Linked DNA regions of Homo sapiens: region 1 is linked to region 2. A link is a contact called in ENCODE Hi-C or POLR2A ChIA-PET data. All regions are on one chromosome and are shown on one strand. The core of a region is the stretch at or near the end of the contact, and the rest is flanking DNA. Distances in the headings are between cores, read along the strand shown.

Region 1 (5,301 bases), core at 2,111-4,610, 56 kb before region 2:
GAGCGAGACTTCGTCTCAAAAAAAAAAAAAAAGAAAAAAAAAGAAAAAAAGAAATGGGGCCAAATATGGTGGTGCACGCCTGTGGTCCCAGATACTTCAAAGGCTGAGGCAGGAGGATTGCTTGAGGCCAGAAGATAGAGACTAGCCTGGGCAACAATAGCAAGACCCTGTCAATAGAATAAATAAAATGCCAGGCATGGTGGCTCATGTCTTTAGTCTCAACTACTTGGGAGGCTGAAGCAGGAGGACTGCTTGAGCCTAGGAGTTTAAGACCTGACTGGGCAACATAGCGAGACCCCATCTCTACCAATAAAAATTTAAAAATTATCCAGGTGTAGGCCACCTGGTTGGCTCACCAGGCCACACTGGCCAAGATGGTAGAACCCTGTCTCTACTAAAAATACAAAAATTAGCCAGGCATGGTGGCGGGCACCTGTAATCCCAGCTACTCAAGAGGCTGAGCCAGGAGAATTGCTTGGCCCAGGAGGCGGAGGTAGCAGTGAACCGAGATCACACCACTGCACTCCAGCCTGGGAGACAGAGCAAGACTCCGTCTAAAAAAAAAAAATTATCCAGGTGTGGTGGTGCGTGCCTATAGTACCAATTATTCAGGAGGCTGAGGCAAATGATCACTTGAGCCCAGGAGCCCAAGTGATCATGCTGCACTGAGCTATGATCGTGCCACTGCACTCCAGACTGTGCAACACGGTGAGACCCCATCTCTAAAACAAACAACAAGAAAAAAAGAAATGAGATTGAAAAATAAGAGAAGAAAAATAAGAAATGAGAAGGCAAAATTATTTGCAGATGATATGACCGTATATATGATAGGCCCAAGCGATGTGACTAAAAATATTTCAATAAAAGAATTCCTTAAGCTAGCAAGAGACTTATAGATATTTAAAAATTCATTTCTTGTATACTATATATGTATATAGCTTTAAAATGTATTAAAGCATCCCATTTATAGCAGCAATAAAAAAAGATACACTGCCTGCTTAAACGAATTTTGTTGACATTTGAAGAACTTTTTTTGGAGTCGCCCAGGCTGGAGTGGTACAGCAGCACAATCGTGGCTCACTGCAACCTCCGCCTCCCGGTTTCAAGTGATCTCCTGCCTCAGCCTCCTGAGTAGCTGGGATTACAGGTGTGTGCTACCATGCCTGGCTAATTTTTGTATTTTTAGTAGAGACGGGGTTTCACCATGCTGGCCAGGCTGGTCTTGAACTCCTGACCTCAAGTGGTCCACCCACCTCGGCCTCCCAGAGTGCTGGGATTACAGGCATAAGCCACCTTGCCCGGCTGACATTTGAAGAACTTCTAAAAATCAACAAGAAAAAACATTTGCAGGATATAACAGGAAAAGAATTACGAAATAGAGAAATAGTCTCTAAATTTTTTCACTCATACACTAGGCAATATTTCCTTTTTTTTGAGACAGTCTCTCAACTGTCATCCAGGCTGGAGTGCACTGGCGCAATCTTGGCTCACTGCAACCTCTGCCTCCCGGGTTCAAGCGATTCTCCTGCCTCAGCCTCCCAAGTAGCTGGGATTACAGGCGCCCGCCGTCACACCTGGCTAATTTTTTATATTTTTAGTAGAGACGGGGTTTCACTATGTTGGCCAGGCTGGTCTCGAACTCCTGACCTTGTGATCCGCCCGCCTCGGCCTCTCAAAGTGTTAGGATTACAGGCGTGAGCCACCGCGCCTAGCCTTAGTAGGCAATATTTTCAACTTTGAAAGTACAGGTGAGGGGCCAGCGCTGTGGCTCACGCCTGTAATCCCAGCACGCTGGGAGGCCGAGGCAGGCGGATCACGAGGTCAGGAGATCGAGACCATCCTGGCTAACACGGTGAAACCTCGTCTCTACTAAAAAATAGAAAAAATTAGCCGGGCGTGGTGGTGGGCGCCTGTAGTCCCAGCTACTCAGGAGGCTGAGGCAGGAGAATGGTTTGAACCCTGGAGGCGGAGCTTGCAGTGAGCCGAGATCGCGCCACTGTACTCCAGCCTAGGAGACAGAGCGAGACTCCGTCTCAAAAAAAAAAAAAAAAGAAAAGAAAGTACAGGTGAGGGAATCCGTTATCATGCCAGTGCCGCCAAGGTTGTGGGAAAACCCCTGTATCTCTTGGAGCATAAATGGTACAATCTCACTAAGGAGTAACTTGGCAGTATGTTCCAAATGTAAAATACACACATCCCAGACAGGAGGCTGAGGCAGGAGGATCGCTTGAGTCCAGGAGTTGGAAAACAGCCTGGACCCATAAGGACATTTCCTCTCAAAAAAAAAAAAAAAAAAAAAAAAAAAAAATGCCAAGCACGATTATGGGATCACACCTGTAATCCCAGCACTGTGGGAGGCTGAGGCGGGTGGATTGCTGGAACTCGGGAGTTCAAGACCAGCCTGAGCAACGCGGCGAGATCCCGTCTCTACAAAAAACACAAAAATTAGGGAGGCGTTGTGTCACCTGTGGTTCCAGCTATTTGGGAGGCTGAGGTGGAAGGATCAATTGAGGCTAGGAAGGAGGTCGAGGCCACAGTGAGCCATGATCATGCCCTCCAGCCTGGGCAACACAGCCTCTCTCTCTCTCTCTCTCTATATATATATATATAAAAGGCCGATTTGGGGCACACTGTCTATAAGTTAGCTCTGCTCTGCCAGGAACAGTACTGTTCAGTAAAGATGCCATCTAACACCACCTGCTCGCCCTTAAAAGAAATAAAAGAAAAAGAAAGAAAGGGGCGGGTGCGGTGGCTCACGCCTGTAACCCAGCACTTTGGGAGGCCGAGGCAAGCGGATTGCTTGAGTCCCGGAAGCTGTTCAAGACCAGCCTGGCTAAAATGACGAAACTCCGGGCGGGCGCGGTGGCTCACACCTGTAATCCCAGCACTTTGGGAGGCCGAGGCGGACGGATCACTTGACGTCAGAAGTTTGAGACCAGCCTGGCCAATGTGGCGAAACCCCGTCTCTACTAAAAATACAAACAACAACAACAGCAAAAAATTAGCTGGGCGTGGAAGTGTGCGCATGTAGTCCCAGCTACTCGGGAGCCGGAGGCAGGAGAACCGCTTGAACCCGGGAGGCGGAGGCTGCAGTGAGCCGAGATCACGCCACTGCATTCCAGCCTGGGCAAGTGAGACTCTTGTTAAAAAATTTTTTTCATATAATTGCTGAAAAAAATAAATAAGTTTAAATTTGCAAAACCATCCCGTTTTTTCAGACAAACTTGAGGGTCGAGGTCGGAGTCGACCATGTTTCGAAGGTGTGTGGCCACGCCCAGCCAGGTCAGCCCCGCCCCCAGGCCGTCAGGCCCAGCCCCCTTTCGTCAGACCCCGCCCCCAGCCCTGCTGAGCGACCCCGCCAGTCGGGTCCATCCTGCAGTAAATGCACAACCCGGACGGAAGTGCCTCTCCGACAGCAGATCCAGGCTCGGAGCTCCAGACGCTGGGACAGGTGACCCGGGGCGGTAGCGAGCCGGACGGCCTTGCAGGTGGGGCGGAGGTCCCGAGGAGCTCCTCGGGCGCGGTCGTCTGTGGGCTCTGCGCGCCCTGGAGGTCGAGGCTCCGGCAGCGCGGGGGTTAACTCGAGCCGGTCCCAGGCTGCGCGGCGACGTCAGAGTTCATTTACATAGCGCTTATTTGGGTTGCGCAGTCGTGGGCGGGGTCTGGACGTCGCTGCGGACCAATCGCGTGCGTCTATGCAAATAGCGGTCGTTCTGGGGAACTCTGCTCCCGCGGGGTGAGAGTTGGCCGCTCTTCGGCCGAGCTGCCCGCGCGTCCTTTCTCCGTGCGCGTCGTCAGGCGTGTCCTCTCCGCGTGTCCACCCACAGGCCGCCCGCAGACCACCCCCGCCGCGCGCGGGACACGACGCCCCCCGCAGGACCCGCCCATCAGCCCGGAAACCCCTGAGCTGCTTCTCCCGGAGGCCGATGCCCACCCGGGAGCCCCCAAAGACTCGCGGCTCCCGGGGGCACCTGCATACTCACCCGCCTGGGCCTGGGCCCCCGGTGAGCCTGACCGGGAGGGGGTCCCCAGGCCGGGCCTCTAGGCAAAAGATTTAGCCCCTCCAGTTTGAGGGACTCCGGTTTCCCGACACCCCGATTTAACTCCAGACCACGATTCCTGTGGCAGCTGCAGGGACTGGCGCCCCGAGGCCTCAAAACCAGCGCCCCCCGCCCTCCGTGCCAGCCCCAGCCGGGACCCCACAAGGCAAAGACCAAGAAGATTGTGTTTGAGGATGAGTTGCTCTCCCAGGCCCTCCTGGGCGCCAAGAAGCCTATTGGAGCCATCCCTAAGGGGCATAAGCCTAGGCCCCACCCAGTGCCCGACTATGAGCTGTGAGTGTCCCCCATGTGATTCTTCATGCCTGGGATCAGGAGAGGGGCACTGAGGCTGGGGCTTTGATAGTTGAATAAGAGTTTACCAAAGAGTAGAAAGGAAAGGATCCCTTGCTGATCAGTAGTGGGATTGTCCCTGTGAATAAGCCACTGCACTCCAGCCTGGGCAACACAGTGAGATCCCGTCTCCGAAAATAAATAAATAAATAGGCGAGGCGCGGTGGCTCATGCCTGTAATCCCAGCACTTTGGGAGGCTGAGGCAGGCGGATCACCTGAGGTCAGGAGTTCGAGACCAGCCCGGCCAACATTGTGAAACCCCGTCTCTACTAAAAACACAAAAATTAGCTGGATATAGTGGCGCATGCCTGTAATCCCAGCTACTGAAGAGGCTGAGGTGGGAGAATTGCTTGAACCCGGGAGGTGGAGGTTGCAGTGAGCTGAGATCGCTACACTGCACTCCAGCCTGGACAACAGAGCAAGACTCTATCTCAAAAAATAATAATAAATAAATTAAAAGAGGGAGAGAAAAGGAACGTTTCTAGTAGGGGCCCAGCATGGACAAAGAAAAGCAAATTACACTGACTGGGGGAAAGAGTGGGGTTCTTTACACTCACACTCTGACCCTCTTCAACCTGGTAGTAAGTACCCGCCAGTGAGCAGTGAGAGGGAACGGAGCCGCTATGTCGCAGTGTTCCAGGACCAGTACGGAGAGTTCTTGGAGCTCCAGCACGAGGTGGGGTGTGCACAGGCAAAGCTCAGGCAGCTGGAGGCCCTGCTGAGCTCCCTGCCCCCACCCCAAAGCCAGGTCAGCACTAGGGAGAAAGCCCTGCCCCGCAGCCCTTCTGAGTGGCCCGACCCAAGCCTCTGGGACACCCACTGGGTCCAGATTTCCAGGACTCTTTCTCCTCTCGGTTGGCTGGGCGCCGTGACACATGGCTAAGGTCAGCCCTTGAAGTCCCCACTAGA
Region 2 (5,074 bases), core at 1,096-3,595:
AAGATGAAAAAGCCAAGAGAACAGCTTCAGGCTTGGCTGTGTCCAGGTGCTAGGACAACATTGCCATTTGGGAGGGTACTACATGGTTGCTAGTCAATGTGCCCTGCTTACCCCCCAACCAATGGAAAGGTGTGTGATGGCTTCAACCACTCCCCAGACCCCAATCCAGGTCAAGGCAGAGTTCTCTCAGCATCTGGATATGATTGGACTCCCCCGGGGGGATACATGACCTTCAATTAAGAGCTAGTCATGTACCAGGGTTGTGTGATGTTCTGATGAGCCAGGCCTGGATCATACATCCCTAAGGGGGAGGTTTAAGAGCTCCATCAGCAGTACTGAGGCCATGATAGGAGGGTTGCTTGAGGCCAGGAGTTCAAGACCACGCTGGACAACATAGCAACATTTCCTGTCTCTACAGGAAATGCAAAAATTAAGCCAGGCTCGGTGGCTCACGCCTGTGATTCCCAGCTACTTGAGAGGCTGAAGTGGGAGGATCACTTGAACCTAGGAGGTCGAGGCTGCAGTGAGCTGTCATCGCGCCACTGCACTCTAGCCTGGGTGACAGAGCAAGACCCTATCTCAAAAATAAACACAAACAGCTTTATTGAGTGACTGCTTTTCCTCCCTATGAGCATTTTTTGGAACCTATCGTGTGTCAGGCCCTTGTGCCCAAGCCCCTGTTCAATCCCCGCATCAACCTCGTTAGGATTCTCACATTTTGCAGATGGGACACTAAGACTCTCAGAGGTCCAGCCCTCCAAAATACTGAAGTCCTAGTTCCGCTGGATTGAAAATGGGCAACGCAGAACGGGGACTGGAAATTTTTTAAAAATTGTTTTTAAAGACGGGGTCTTGGCCAGGCGCAGTGGCTCACGGCTGTAATCTCAGCACTTTGGGAGGCCGAGGTGGGCGGATCACAAGGTCAGGAGTTCGAGACCAGCCTGACCAACATGGTGAAACCCCGTCTTTACTAAAAATAAAAAATTAGGCGTGATGGTGCATGCCTGTAATCCCAGCTACTGGGGAGGCTGAGGCAGGAGAAGCTGTTGAACCCTGGAGGAGGAGGTTGCAGTGAGCTGAGATCACACCACTGCACTCCAGCCTGGGCAACAAGAGCAAAACTCCGTCTCAAAAATAAATAAATAAATAAAACAAAGACAAGGTCTCCGCCTGTAATCCTAGCACTTTGGGAGGCCGAGGCGGGCGGATCACCTGAGATCAGGAGCTCAAGACCAGCCTGGACAACATGGTGAAACCCCATCTCTACTAAAAATACAAAAATTAGCCGAGAGTGGTGGCACATGCCTGTAATCCCAGCTACTTGGGAGGCCGAGGCAGAATAGCTTGAACCTGGGAGGCAAATGTTGCAGTGAGCCCAGATTGCGCCACTGCACTCCAGCCTGGGCGACAGGGTAAGATCCGGCTCAAAAAAAAAAAAAAAAAAAAAAAAAAAAATAGGGCCTCACTCCGTTGCCCAGGCTGGTCTCAAACTCCTGCACTCACTAAAAGAAAAGAAAAGCAACAACAAACTAGTAGGCTCAAACGATCTTCTCTCCTCAGCCTCCCAAAGCACTGTGCTTAAAGGCGTGAGCTGGGCCCTCGGCCTGGGGGTTGGAAATTGAAGCCTCTATTTTATGTATTTATTTATTTTCTGAGACAGAGTTTTGCTCTGTTGCCCAGGCTGGAGTGCAGTGGTGTGATCATGGCTCACTGCATCCTCGAACTTCCGGGCTCAAGAGATTCTACCAACTCAGCCTCCCAAGTAGCTGGGACCACAGGTGCAAGCCACCCACGCCCGGCTAGTTTTTTGTATTTTTTTGTAGGGACTGGGTTTATCCAAGTTGCCCAGGCTGGTCTCGAACCCCAGAGCTCAAGCAACCCTCCTGCCTGGGCCTCCCGAAGTGCTGGGATTACAGGTGTGAGCCACCGTGCCCGGCCTAAGCCTCTCATAAGGCCGTGCTCCCTGCCAGAGGCCACCCTTGAAGAAGATTCCCTGAGACTTAATGACCTGGGGCACCCCGGACTTTCTTAATCGTAGCTCCACCCACTCGAGCCGGGTGCCTTCGCGTTTCCCGTTTTTAAATGAGATAGTGGCACACCCGGTGGCATCCTCCCACCCGGGCTCTTATCGGCGGTCCCAGACCCTGCTTGAGCGCCTCCGGGTGTCAAGGGCCCCTGAGGACACTAAAGCTCTCGAACCCCGATGTGGACCCCCGTGCGGCGCGGGGCAGCCTGGCTGGGAACCCTGCTCGGCCCTGGAGAGGGGCCCCCCGAGCCGAGGGGAGGAGCGGCGCATGCCCACAAGCCCCCCGCGGGAAGTAGGAAATCGACCGACCAGGCGGTGCGCTTCGGACCCAGCCAGGGCATGTGCTCGGAGGCCCGCCTGGCTCGCAGGTTGCGGGATGCGCTGCGGGAGGAGGAGCCGTGGTGAGGGCGGGGCCGGGGGCGGGCCAGGAGTGGGGGTCTTTGGCCGGGGTCCACTCTGACCGCGGTGTTTGCAGGGCAGTAGAGGAGCTGCTGCGCTGCGGCGCGGACCCTAATTTGGTGCTAGAGGACGGCGCAGCGGCTGTGCACTTGGCGGCCGGAGCCCGGCACCCGCGCGGCCTGCGTTGCCTCGGGGCCCTACTGCGCCAAGGCGGGGACCCCAACGCTCGGTAAGATAGAGCCTGGGTCCGGGGCGGGGTCTCCCCAAGCCGAAGTCTGGGAATCCGGGAAGGGGCGCCCCATCATCCCGGGCCAGGCCTCGGGGCTCGAGGGTGGGGTTTAGGGGATCTTGGGGAGGGAACTTGGGGGTCCAAGGGCAGGGGCTAGGGCTCGAGGGAGGCGCTGGGGTCCCAGACCGAGGGCGTGGAATGGGGCTGCGCTAGGACCAAAGTGGGGATCAAGGGTTCGGATATTGGAGTGGAGGCACCAGGGTCAGACGGCAGAGGTTTGGGTCCTGGCCTGAGGTCATAGCATCTAGGTTCCAAGGGCAGTGTACCAGGGTGGACGGCGGAGATCCGGGAGGCCGAGAACGAAGGCTCCAGGTCCCCAGAGCGGAGATCGGGGTTCCTGCCGGGAGGCTGAGTCCGCAATGACCCCTCTTGCGCTGCCGCCCCAGATCTGTCGAGGCACTGACGCCGCTGCATGTGGCCGCCGCGTGGGGCTGCCGCCGCGGCCTGGAGCTGCTGCTGAGCCAAGGAGCGGACCCGGCGCTGCGCGACCAGGTTGGGAGGCACTGCGCGGGCAAAGAAAGGCTGGGTGAGCCCAGAGGGAGGGAAGGAAGGTAAGAGGGCCTCGGGCGCCCCCTGCTGACCGCGCCCCTGTAGGACGGACTCCGGCCGCTGGACCTGGCCCTGCAGCAGGGACACCTGGAGTGCGCGCGAGTCCTGCAGGATCTCGACACGCGGACCAGGACCCGGACCCGGATCGGGGCAGAGACTCAGGAGCCCGAGCCTGCACCTGGCAGTGAGTAGGGCCTGCAGGGCTGCTGGGGCTTGACTTCTGGACCAGTCCCTGACATCCAGGGTCTTCCCCACCCCACCCATTGGTTCTGACCGTCTCACATCCACTATTTGTGGCCAGCTCTTTCGGCCTCAGACACTCTGATCTCCTTTTTCTGTTTGATCCTATTCTCATCGCTGTCTCATCCCTCCTCCTCTCCTCTCTGGCCCCCACTCTCACCTGCAGCCCCAGGCCTCTCTGGACCTACCGATGAGACGCTGGACTCCATAGCACTCCAAAAGCAGCCATGCAGAGGTGACAACAGGGACATTGGCTTGGAGGCTGACCCAGGACCCCCCAGCCTCCCTGTTCCCCTTGAAACTGTGGACAAACATGGGAGCTCGGCGTCCCCTCCAGGGCACTGGGATTACAGCTCAGACGCCTCTTTCGTCACAGCGGTTGAGGTCTCTGGAGCTGAGGACCCAGCCTCGGACACTCCCCCCTGGGCTGGGTCATTGCCACCGACCAGGCAGGGACTTCTGCATGTTGTCCATGCCAACCAGAGGGTACCTAGGTCTCAGGGCACGGAGGCAGAACTGAATGCCCGTCTGCAGGCCCTGACTCTGACCCCACCAAATGCTGCTGGCTTCCAGTCCTCCCCTTCCTCCATGCCTCTCCTGGACAGGAGTCCAGCTCATAGCCCCCCACGGACACCAACCCCTGGAGCTTCTGACTGCCACTGCCTGTGGGAGCACCAGACATCCATTGATAGTGACATGGCCACGCTCTGGCTGACAGAGGATGAGGCAAGCTCTACAGGTGGCAGGGAACCTGTCGGCCCTTGCCGGCACCTGCCAGTCTCCACTGTGTCTGACTTGGAGTTGCTGAAGGGACTCCGAGCACTTGGTGAGAATCCTCACCCCATCACACCCTTCACCAGGCAGTTGTACCACCAGCAGCTGGAAGAAGCCCAGATTGCTCCTGGTTAGTCTTCCCAGGGCACATGGAGTCCAGGGAGCCTCCAGGAATCTCCCGGAGAACCCCAGCTCTCAGCCCCACTTTCCTCCCCATCTCAGAATCATCCCTTCCTCCATCTCCCTTGACTTCCAGGCCCAGAGTTTTCAGGGCACAGCCTAGAACTGGCTGCAGCCCTGCGGACGGGCTGTATTCCAGATGTCCAGGCAGATGAAGACGCGCTGGCCCAGCAGTTTGAGCAGCCAGATCCTGCCAGGAGGTGGCGGGAGGGGGTCGTGAAGTCTAGCTTCACCTATCTGCTGCTGGACCCCAGGTACTCAGGGCAGGAAAGCCCCAGAAATAGAAACTAGAAAATTTGGGGATTGGTTTTTATTTGCTGTGTGCCCTTAAGAAAGGGACTGGCCCTAGAATCATCAGCTGCTTCTTCTTCTTTTTTTTTATTTTTTTAAGACGGAGTTTCACTCTTGTTGCCAAGGCAGGAGTACAATGGTGCCGTCTCGGCTCACTGCAACCTCCACCTCCCAGGTTCAAACAATCCTCTTGTCTCAGCCTCTCAAGTAGCTGGGATTACAAGCACCTGCCACCACGCCCGACTAATTTTTGTATTTTTAGTAGAGACGAGGTTTCACCATGTTGGCCAGGCTGGTCTCGAACTCCTGACCTCAGGTAATCCACC

Evidence for each region. A loop is a pair of places that touch in the nucleus more often than their neighbours do. ChIA-PET counts read pairs that join two places held with the same protein, here RNA polymerase II (POLR2A). Pooled maps may share reads with other maps.
Region 1: a map of Panc1 shows a loop between it and region 2 (2.3-fold over the local background). The contact joins the promoter of OCEL1 here to the promoter of ANKLE1 in region 2. A Hi-C loop is called at or near these places in 8 of 168 maps with a recorded cell type or tissue (Caco-2, Panc1, aorta and 5 more), 12 of 37 single-sample maps with no recorded cell type and 15 of 50 pooled maps. POLR2A ChIA-PET finds 5 or more read pairs at or near these places in 29 of 52 experiments (A549, B cell, CD4-positive, alpha-beta T cell and 22 more).

The regions. Positions count from the first base shown.
Region 1 is chr19:17,222,866-17,228,166 of GRCh38, forward strand. It overlaps OCEL1 (occludin/ELL domain containing 1), which reads left to right and starts at 3,361. Exons shown (of 6, transcript NM_024578.3): 1 at 3,361-3,451; 2 at 3,828-4,004; 3 at 4,129-4,334; 4 at 4,975-5,140. The coding sequence starts at 3,383. RefSeq lists silencers at 3,248-3,337, 3,568-3,687, 3,708-3,757 and enhancers at 3,281-3,955, 3,956-4,629.
Region 2 is chr19:17,279,556-17,284,629 of GRCh38, forward strand. ANKLE1 (ankyrin repeat and LEM domain containing 1) reads left to right here and starts at 2,346. Exons shown (of 9, transcript NM_152363.6): 1 at 2,346-2,427; 2 at 2,502-2,654; 3 at 3,101-3,206; 4 at 3,309-3,447; 5 at 3,670-4,407; 6 at 4,534-4,711. The coding sequence starts at 2,366. RefSeq lists silencers at 2,208-2,257, 2,268-2,357.